2 separate regions of the Homo sapiens genome follow, and region 2 is linked to region 1. A link is an interaction called in ENCODE POLR2A ChIA-PET data of the cell type or tissue named here. Cell type or tissue: CD4-positive, alpha-beta T cell. All regions are shown on one strand.

The links. ChIA-PET counts read pairs that join two places held together with the same protein. Peaks named below come from ENCODE experiments on the same cell type or tissue, not always from the same donor. Only the 100,000 strongest peaks of a DNase experiment are listed, where the experiment ranks them.
Region 2: POLR2A ChIA-PET joins it to region 1 with 6 read pairs; 12 of 35 experiments call an interaction of 5 or more read pairs at or near these places.

What each region holds. Positions count from the first base shown.
Region 1 is chr11:128,294,825-128,299,824 of GRCh38, reverse strand. It overlaps LOC124902786 (a long non-coding RNA gene), which reads right to left. Exons shown (of 2, transcript XR_007062945.1): 2 at 3,676-5,000. Among named protein-coding and RNA genes, the nearest start is that of LINC02098, 89 kb to the right of the region's middle. In CD4-positive, alpha-beta T cell, no CTCF peak of the experiment used is centred here; a DNase peak (open chromatin) is centred at 2,614; H3K27ac peaks cover 3,087 bases.
Region 2 is chr11:128,460,809-128,465,808 of GRCh38, reverse strand. ETS1 (ETS proto-oncogene 1, transcription factor) reads left to right here. Exons shown (of 10, transcript NM_001143820.2): 9 at 2,182-2,300; 10 at 3,233-5,000. The coding sequence ends at 3,448. Among named protein-coding and RNA genes, the nearest start is that of MIR6090, 59 kb to the left of the region's middle. In CD4-positive, alpha-beta T cell, no CTCF peak of the experiment used is centred here; DNase peaks (open chromatin) are centred at 28, 698 and 2,728; H3K4me3 peaks cover 1,242 bases; H3K27ac peaks cover 4,238 bases.

The DNA of each region.
Region 1 (5,000 bases):
TGGCACTTACTACCAAAAACTGTTGTGAGGGTTAAATCGGTGAATCCATTTAAGGGGTTAGAATAGGGCCTGCCATGCACTCCCTGCACACTAAATGGTAGCTGCTATTGTCACAGTTACTCCTCATCACCGATCAGTGTTTGGACAGAGGGCCTGGTTCTGGCTTTGTGAAGAATTGTCAGGACAGATTTGGTGCTGTCTCACTACAGCACATGTGAGTGTGAGTCTAAGGAGATTTACTGAAAGCTGTAATTCTAAACCCTGAAGGGCCCTGAGGCCTTAGCAAAGACTGTGGGAAATTTGTAGAGGACACCAGAGAGTCATTGCTTTCACTTACACGATTATTGCTTCACCGGTCTTTTCCCACCCATCAGTGCAAAACAAATCCACAGCATAATAAGAAACATGCATGGAGGTTGGGTCAAGAAGGCAGAGAAGAGCAGAAATCAGCCACAGACCGGTCCTGCTGTTCAGCCTATCCTGTTAATAACCTGCGTTGCCACCCCCTCTTTCCTTCTGGGACTAAATGAGCCACAAGCATGTGAATACACAAGCACACATGATTCTCACAGCCACTTAAAGGAGTGCCTGTTTCTGACCAGGCTGAGCTGTTTCCTTGGGTCAGACAGGGTGATTTTCTTGACTGCAGGCTCTGGACTAAGCATGAGGCACACGTCTTCAGAACAGGGACTGGACCATGATGTTGCCTGGAACGTGGACACCTCCCTGCCCTTCTCTCAGTTTTCACTAGTACATTTAAGCCGGGGAATGAGGCAGAACAGTTGGTTAACCTAGTCATCTACCCACCTAGATATGTATAATTCCCTTCTCAGCCCACATGCCATGTACTACGCTAACCAGCCATTCCCCAGTGGCCATTCCAAATATATTTAAGAACATATTGTTTCTAGATTTATGGTCACTGTAGTAAATCAACTGGAAAGAATCTTATTACCTTAGAAAACACAGCTGGGAATTCACATCTCTTTCCTTAAGCATTTGTCAGGCACTGTCTCTTCTCACCTACGTCTAACTTGCACCCTGATAGTAAATGAAACAAATTAACACTCTGTTAATTTGCCAGAGTGGTCAGGGAGATGATGGGGTGCTTGCGAGAGGCCCTCACTTCCAGAAGGAAAACATGCACTAGCCCACACCCTCAAATCTAATTGAGAGTTCCCCATAGTAAGCCTGACCACCCAGGAGAGCTCCTCTTCCTGGGGCCAAATTCCAGTTTCTAATTCACAAATAAGCAGAGTCTCCTTAATCATTGCACTCAGAGAGCACAGGTCTTGGGTCTGAGCTCCAGTTCTACACCAACTAAACCCTGCACTTAGATAAATCGCCTCTTGGAGGTCATTTCAGTTTTAAATTGTGGGTGGTCATAGTACCCATCTCCTATAATGACATCATGAATGCAAATGCATATTACAGACAGGAAGTGTAAAACAAATATGAAAAGTTCTTGTTGATACTTTTCATTAGAACATATAGATGCAAAAGACTAAGGCGTAGAATGGAACACTCTTATCTATTCATAGCTAGTGCTGAAGATGATGCCAGATAATACATAAACAGGCTAGGAGCACTGGATTGCACTAAACATTGTAGTATCATCAAGTTAAAAAATGAAAGGCAAATCAGAGGAGTAACGCCTTTGTGAACAGGCAAATGTCCCTTTCCACGACACTAAAAGCTCTAACCTTCCCATTTGCCCTTTTTCAGGAGACAATCATTCTAGTTTCATGCCCTTTATCATCTTAGTTGTTCCTACTGAGTGAAAAGTCATCTGGCGAGGTTTGCAACCTAGTACATTTCCTAAGAGGCTTTGTTCATGACAAGGCTGCTTTACTAATCTCAGGAAGCTTCAAGTTTTCTCAAATTTCCAGTTGTAAGTGAAAAATGTACTGGATTGTCTCCCTTTTATATGTTAAAATAATGAGGCATTATTTCAGCACCACCCTTCCCTGTTTCTTTGTTCTAAAAATATAACTCAAGGATTCTGCCAGGTGTTAATTAATCTTCATTAGTCTCTGGAGGGCAGGCAAAGACCTAAGAATTGAGAAATTAAAGCACAAATGTTTAAACAATTAGTATAGAGACTTATCCAAGGTCACCAAATGAGTAACAGAGAAAACGCAGAATCCATGGCTTTCTGATCTTGTCCCCAAAATCCCCCAGGAGAACCATCTTGCATAAATACTTGCATGGCCAACATTTGTAAGAGCAGATGTTTTATCAAGCCAGCTGTACAGCAAGGCCCACCCTTGCCTATCTATTCCTATCTGCTTTTATTATGCTTTGGGGCTCTCGCATGATAAGACCTCCCATATGGTACTTGTATTAACATTAAATAATGGCCATTGTATTGTGTATACTATCACCATAGAAATATTTACTTAGTTGAACACAGACACCGGTCAAGCATGGTGATTAAAAACAAGCTAATCATAAAAACCATTCATGCTCACATCTATTTATAAAATCTGTTTCACTTGTGCCAGTTAAGTATAGGCTTTGTTCTAAACAAACACACGCAAACCTTCTGCACACCCAGAACCATGAAAGGCACCCCTCCTCCCTCTGCAGAAAGCCAGGCTGTGGGGAATGGCCCTATGTGAAGCATCAAGCGTGTGTCTGAGGCTCAACTAGGCTCCTCTGCAGCTGGAGCTGGGCCTGCTGTTGACTTTTACTTTCTTGCTCCTTCATCTCCTCACACTGACACCCTGCCTGGGGTCTCTCAGCCCTCTCATTCTCAAACTACGGTGAGCTCAAAGGCAGCTGGGGTTTTTGTAGTAACTGCAGATACTCCAGATCCACTCATGAGATCTTGTTTGAACTGCTCTGGATGAAATCTAAGATATGATATTCTCAGGAAACACTCAGGTGGTTCTGGTCTTGGGGTCCACATTCTCCACTTGAGAAACGGCCTCTCTAGGGGCATTTCTTGGGACCTCTTGCCTCCTGCCACTCCTTGCCCACAGCAGTCATTGTGGGGTCATCGCTGACACTGCCGAGGGCTGCCTTTAATGCCCTTAAATTTTATTTCAATGGACACCAGTGTTTGTTATAAATGTGTTCCTTAAGTCGTGTGCAGTAAAGTGCATGAGAGCCTGGGCTTTGGAGTCAGAGAATTTGAGCTTTGCTTTGCACTTTGCTGATCATGTGGCCTGGTAAAAACTGTCTAACTCTTTGAGTCCCCATTTTTTTTTTTAACATTTAAAATGGGAATGATAATAGGACTTGCCTCACTGAGGTGATGTAAGGGTGGTGACAATAATACACTTAGAGGATGCAGTGCCTGGCACACCATTTAGGCTACCAACATCACCAGTTGGGAAATAAATTGAGTTGAACTGAGTGGTCCTTTTGGATCAAGGTATTAGAAAATGCCACCTCAGGAAATGTGATGTAAAGAAAAAGACAGAGATGACCTGAATTTGATACCCAGCTCTGCTACCAGAAGGCTGAGTGGCTTTGGCCACATCCTTCTTCCCCTCTGGAAGAAGTTTATAAGATGTTATCTATGAAATTAGGGGACAGGTCCAGAGCAGTGGTTTCCAAACATTATGAACAGGGAAATCCCTTCCAAATATCAATACAGTCATAAAACATACTATAGTTTTTATACTCATGATGGCTCATTGACACTTAATAGCAAAAGGATTTTATGTATTTTGTAATTTTAAAAAATGAATTTACCTTTATTAATTCCAGTCTCATTTACATTTATTTGGGAAATAGTCCTGCTGGTTTTGTATTTTGTATAAGTGGTATTATTTCTAAGACAACAACATTAGGCGAATCGTGAAAGAACTCCACTGCCCCTGGTAGTCACAGACTTTCAGAGTGGGAGCCCCTGGTCCAGACCATTGGTTTTTTATAGATCCCTCCTGTTAACAAAGGCAGTTGTGGAAACTCAAACTCTGAAACAGACACTCTCAGAACTGTTCTGGAAATAGGAGCTGAGGGCCTAATTTAGTTGTCTTCTTTCTCTTCCCTCACTCCTCATCTTCAGCCAGGAAAGATCTGCAAGGCAGTTTTGTTAATTTCCTAGTAACTGAGCACCTCCTGTAGGCAGGCACAGTGCTAGATGCATAGGTTATGTCAGAGAACAAAGCTTCATGCCATCGGGGGCTTCTTTCTAGTGGCCGCGTGCCTCTGAGGTCACTGGCCTGACTTGTCTCCATGTTGGCTCTTACTGTCTGATGCTAGATTCCTGGGCAGACCCAGGATAAATAAGTGAAGCTTGCCTTTGGTCACTGGCTCCTCTTTTGCCTCCTTCTTTTCTGTTTTTTATTGTTTCTTTCTCCACCTAGGTCACATTTTTCCAGGACCAGGAACTGTGTTTGTGATTAGGGACAAACATCTTTCTCCTTCCAGGCTTTGGTTCCCATATTTAGGAAACAAGGGCTGATCCCTAGAGCTACAAGACCCCATCTAACTCTGTAATTGAGTCTAATTAATTCAGCAGAAATAATAGTACCTCATTTAGCCCAACTCTCTTATTCTTCCCCCAGACACTCAAATAGACACTTGGTGGTTTTAGAAACAAGCCAGGCAATGGTAATTAACTTTGAGGCTGTGTTTGACGGGCAAAGTCTAACACTACTATCTCTTTCCAAATGTGAATATTTTAGTCCCTACAACAGACACCCAGGAATATTTTATCTTTAGGCCAAGCAGAGGGGATCTATGGAGAGTGATAGCTATGAAGGCCAAGTATTGGCATCAAGAGCTTCTGAAATACATGGCTGTTAGATGCAAGACAGAAAAAAAGAAATTGCTTCTCAACCCATAGCGCCAATCAAACTGCCCTATAATTCTTTTTCTTGTCTGGTATCCATGTGCAGAACTGTGTACTCAAGAAATATTTGTTGAATGAGTGAGCAGACTCTATTTCTGTTCTTCTTCTTCTTTTTTTTCTTTTTACTTGGTTCTACCCATCATTCATCAGCTGGCTCTGCACTGGGAAGGAAAGCACACTATATTGGGCAGAT
Region 2 (5,000 bases), 170 kb before region 1:
AGGAATGAAGGAAACGAGTGTAGAGCGTCACTCACAGTGTCTGCGGCGTAGTAGGTGCACCGTCAAGCATAGCACTCATTAGTTTTTCTCTGTCAGGGTCTAAGGCAACCCCCTCTCCTCCGAGGCTTCTTTTACATAGCTTTGGGATAGAATGGTTTTCTTCATGTCTCTCTTCAGTCTCTATAGTTATCGTGAGTTTCTCCAAGAAACCTATTCTGTGACCAGGGCTCTGGCAGCTGCATTTCTTGAGAGCGATTTGCTGTTTTACTTCTTTGTGCCTGTTAGGATGGCTTCTCAGTGGATTCCTCTGAGAATGTCACGGTTAGTTTTGTGAGCCCAGGCAGAAAACAAGTAGCTCATGACTTTAGGCAACTCCCAAGAAACCTGCAAATGTCCCTGAGTTGAATACGAAACGGTTTTTATTGAATGAAAGTAGAAACAGAGGAAGCTACGGCTTTACCAGTGCGGCCCTCTGGGCTGTTGTTCGAATGTTACTTTATTTTATAGGCATTCACTGAGCCATTTTATTGTGGAATACATGTAAGGTATTTCTTGCAAGATAGTTTTAAAGAGCTAATGGTCCATTCTCAGAAAGAGGAGGTAGAGCTATTTCATGTTTTCATATTTAGCGTGGCAAGTGCTGAGAGGAGCCTTGGAAACCACCATTAGGAAGTTGTTACTGGAGGAGGACTTCCTTTGGCTGTGGGATGATAGCTCGTGTCAGTAGCTGTTTCTTTACTTCATTGGAGGTTGCCCTGGTCCTTTGAGTCTAAAGGCCTGGGTACTAGACCCAGAACCACCATTTCGCTAACCGTGGCTCAGAGCAAAGTCACAGTACTTTGCTGAGCACTTTTTCTGCACCATTAGAAAGGAAGCCGTAAGACCACTTGTGCCTCTCCTTACAGCAGAGGGTTGGGTGTGGATTTTAGGAGCAAGCACAACGATGCATGTGAAAATGTCTTGTAGAAATATGAGATACAACAAGACATTACCCTTATGGATTATGAAGGCAATTTCTTTTTTAGATTGAGAGGGAACTTAAAGTTTGTTTCCTGTTAAATCTCAGTTTACTTTGGATCAGACAAATTTGCAACTCCGGTGAAAAATTAGAGCCTTAGTGAGCAAAGCTTTCCTGTAGGAGCTGGTGCTTCCTGGGCTGTATCCAGAGACATGGACTGGGTCTTTCCCAGTCCCGCTCTGCCCAGTTTGTTTATGTTATAAGGGGCAGTGTAACAAGAAGCATGGACTTTTGAACCCCTATTTGTCTCTCCACCGACACCTATAAATTAAGAATCACTGGTGGCATTGTCATTTCAGATGAGAAAAGTATCCTCAAAGGAAATCGGTGTGATATAAACCTTTTAGCATAGAATAAATTGACTGTCAGAGTGTTGATGGCTAAGACAGAGAAGTGTGTGTGTGTGTGTGTGTGTGTGTGTGTGTGTGTGTGTGTCTAATTTAGAATATACTGAACCTATGCAGAATTTCTGACAGTCCTCATCTGACCCCTGAGGATTTTCTGGGTGGCACGTTAATTCCTCAAATAGTAATGATGCTTTTTTTTTTTTTTCCTTTGGGTGCTTTCCTGTAAGTGGACTGGAAGGGCAGGGTGGTGGCAGTGGAGAGAAATATTATGACTGAACAGATATTTAACATCTATTTCCTTGTAAGAGGGCCGGAGGATAGTGATCCTTCTTACTCACAAATCAGGGGCCACAGGCTCCCTACTACAGAGCAGTGCTTATGAGCCATAACTTGTGTTTGGAACTGGCAAAGACATTCATTCCTTCGTTAATATGTTTCTTACTTCTGAAGGCAAAAATAATGACTTAGTTTTTGCAGGTGTAAAAGATTATGCTGCCTTAGAATATCCCAGAGGATAGGCACAGTGTTCTCTTTCTAGAATTTGTTTAGCAATAAAAATGAACCGATCCTTAAGTTAATCAAAATAAAGCACTTGACACATTTTCTTCCATGCTTTTGTTTTATAGGGAGGCCTTTGTCTTTTCTATCTGTTCGAGCTCATAACACTTCCTCCGACATGTGCACTGTCTGTTGCCTTCATTTTCTCCTGGCTGGATGGGCTGAGAGAAGAGGGATGTGGGAGTGCCGTGTGTGGGGATTAGCTGCGTAGAGTGCTGAATATCTGGTGTAATGATTCACAATGGCTTGTGTTTCTAGGCAGTGGACCAATCCAGCTATGGCAGTTTCTTCTGGAATTACTCACTGATAAATCCTGTCAGTCTTTTATCAGCTGGACAGGAGATGGCTGGGAATTCAAACTTTCTGACCCAGATGAGGTAAGGAAGGAGGGGCTTGCGAGTACTGTGTTGAGGAAGGATGAGAGAAAACTCCTGGAAGGGGTGGCGTGGGCCTGAATGACGTGTTCCAGGATTGGGATTCCCAGCTCTGCCACTTGCCACCCGGAGCAAGCTAGGTAGCCTGTCTGAGCTCCAGGTTCATTATTTGGAAAATAGAGAAAAGATCTATGTTACCCCATTTGTCTTACAGGATTAGCTGATAGAAGGCATTAACGTGCCTGGCAGTAGGTCAGTTATCACCCATAGAGCTGCCTCCTGTGACTTAGCCTCTTCCTAGCCCGGTGGCTCTGTGAGTGTGAAAGGGGCCAGACAGTTCAAGAGGCCTTGGGAGATTGGCTCATTAGTTTCTTATTTCATTACACACATGTTTATGGAGTAGTGGTTCCGTGCCATGCCCAATTCTGAGGATAAAAAACAATGAACAGGAGAGACAACATCTTTGTTCTGGCAGACATGAGAAAATATTTGTGCCCTGGTATGGAAAAAAAACACTTCCTGTTGATGAAAGGCAGGTATGATTGCAGCTCAGCTCCTCCGCTTCACACTTCCCTGTTAGATTTCATGCTTGCAAAGCAAGGAGATTTTACTAATAATATGCGGAAAGAGGAGAATGTATAGTGTGGCTTTTTGTTTGTTTTTTAAAGTCACATATTTAATCCTAGTTCAGGGTCACTGTGTTTTCATCAACTTAAAGAATCATTGTGACTCCCATCCTTGCCCAACCCATGAAAAATGGAATTCAGGAGATAGGCCCGAAAAATATTTTCTATATCTACATGAATCTCAAATCATCTTACTTGAGCATCATGGGTCACCATGAATGGGTATAGCATAGGCATAGAAACATATATATTTGGCCTGTCTTGTAGATTTTTGCCTACTCCTCCTTTATTTTTCTTTTTAAATTTCAGGTGGCCAGGAGATGGGGAAAGAGGAAAAACAAACCTAAGATGAATTATGAGAAACTGAGCCGTGGCCTACGCTACTATTACGACAAAAACATCATCCACAAGACAGCGGGGAAACGCTACGTGTACCGCTTTGTGTGTGACCTGCAGAGCCTGCTGGGGTACACCCCTGAGGAGCTGCACGCCATGCTGGACGTCAAGCCAGATGCCGACGAGTGATGGCACTGAAGGGGCTGGGGAAACCCTGCTGAGACCTTCCAAGGACAGCCGTGTTGGTTGGACTCTGAATTTTGAATTGTTATTCTATTTTTTATTTTCCAGAACTCATTTTTTACCTTCAGGGGTGGGAGCTAAGTCAGTTGCAGCTGTAATCAATTGTGCGCAGTTGGGAAAGGAAAGCCAGGACTTGTGGGGTGGGTGGGACCAGAAATTCTTGAGCAAATTTTCAGGAGAGGGAGAAGGGCCTTCTCAGAAGCTTGAAGGCTCTGGCTTAACAGAGAAAGAGACTAATGTGTCCAATCATTTTTAAAAATCATCCATGAAAAAGTGTCTTGAGTTGTGGACCCATTAGCAAGTGACATTGTCACATCAGAACTCATGAAACTGATGTAAGGCAATTAATTTGCTTCTGTTTTTAGGTCTGGGAGGGCAAAAAAGAGGTGGGTGGGATGAAACATGTTTTGGGGGGGGATGCACTGAAAATCTGAGAACTATTTACCTATCACTCTAGTTTTGAAGCAAAGATGGACTTCAGTGGGGAGGGGCCAAAACCGTTGTTGTGTTAAAATTTATTTTATTAAATTTTGTGCCAGTATTTTTTTTCTTAAAAATCGTCTTAAGCTCTAAGGTGGTCTCAGTATTGCAATATCATGTAAGTTTGTTTTTATTTGCCGGCTGAGGATTCTGTCACAATGAAAGAAAACTGTTTATATAGACCCCATTGGAAAAGCAAAACGCTCTCACTGAGATCAGGGATCCCAAATTCATGGGACTTATATAAGAAGGACAATTAATGCTGATTTGGGTACAGGGGAATTATGTGTGTGAATGTCATCTACAATTAAAAAAAATTAGCACATCCCTTTACTTACTTGTTATCAGTGGATTCTCGGGGTTTGGACTTAATGTTGAGCTAAGAAGCATTAAGTCTTTGAACTGAATGTATTTTGCATCCCTGGTTTTGGACGACAGTAAACGTAGGAGCACTGTTGAAGTCCTGGAAGGGAGATCGAAGGAGGAAGATTGACTTGGTTCTTTCTTAGTCCTATATCTGTAGCATAGATGACTTGGAATAAAAGCTGTATGCATGGGCATTACCCCTCAGGTCCTAAGAAATAAGTCCTGAATGCATGTCGTTCCAAACTAACACTCTGTAATTTTTCTTTTATGTCTTATTTTCCAAGAGTCCTCCATTTTTTGCACCCCCTCACCGCCAACTCTGTTATTCAGTAGAGAGAAGTGTACGGCTTTCTGATTGGTGAGTGAAAAAGTAACTTGAGACACGACCTAAGTTGAAGAGTTTAGACTTGCTGAGTTTTAGAAGTGATGGAAATTAAGAGAGCATTTCAATAAAATGTGACTTGGCTGTCTTTGGAAGAGAAGTGCAAGGCTTTCCTTTGAAGAATTTAAATTAGTCCGGTAGGATGTCAGGTGAGACTGTGTATGCAAAATGAATGGCACAGGTGATGCCAGGGCCTCTTGCTTGGGTCTGATGTCTTGGCACAGGGTAAGTGAAGGTTAATTCCAGAAGAGAGGAATGACTTGAAGGCAA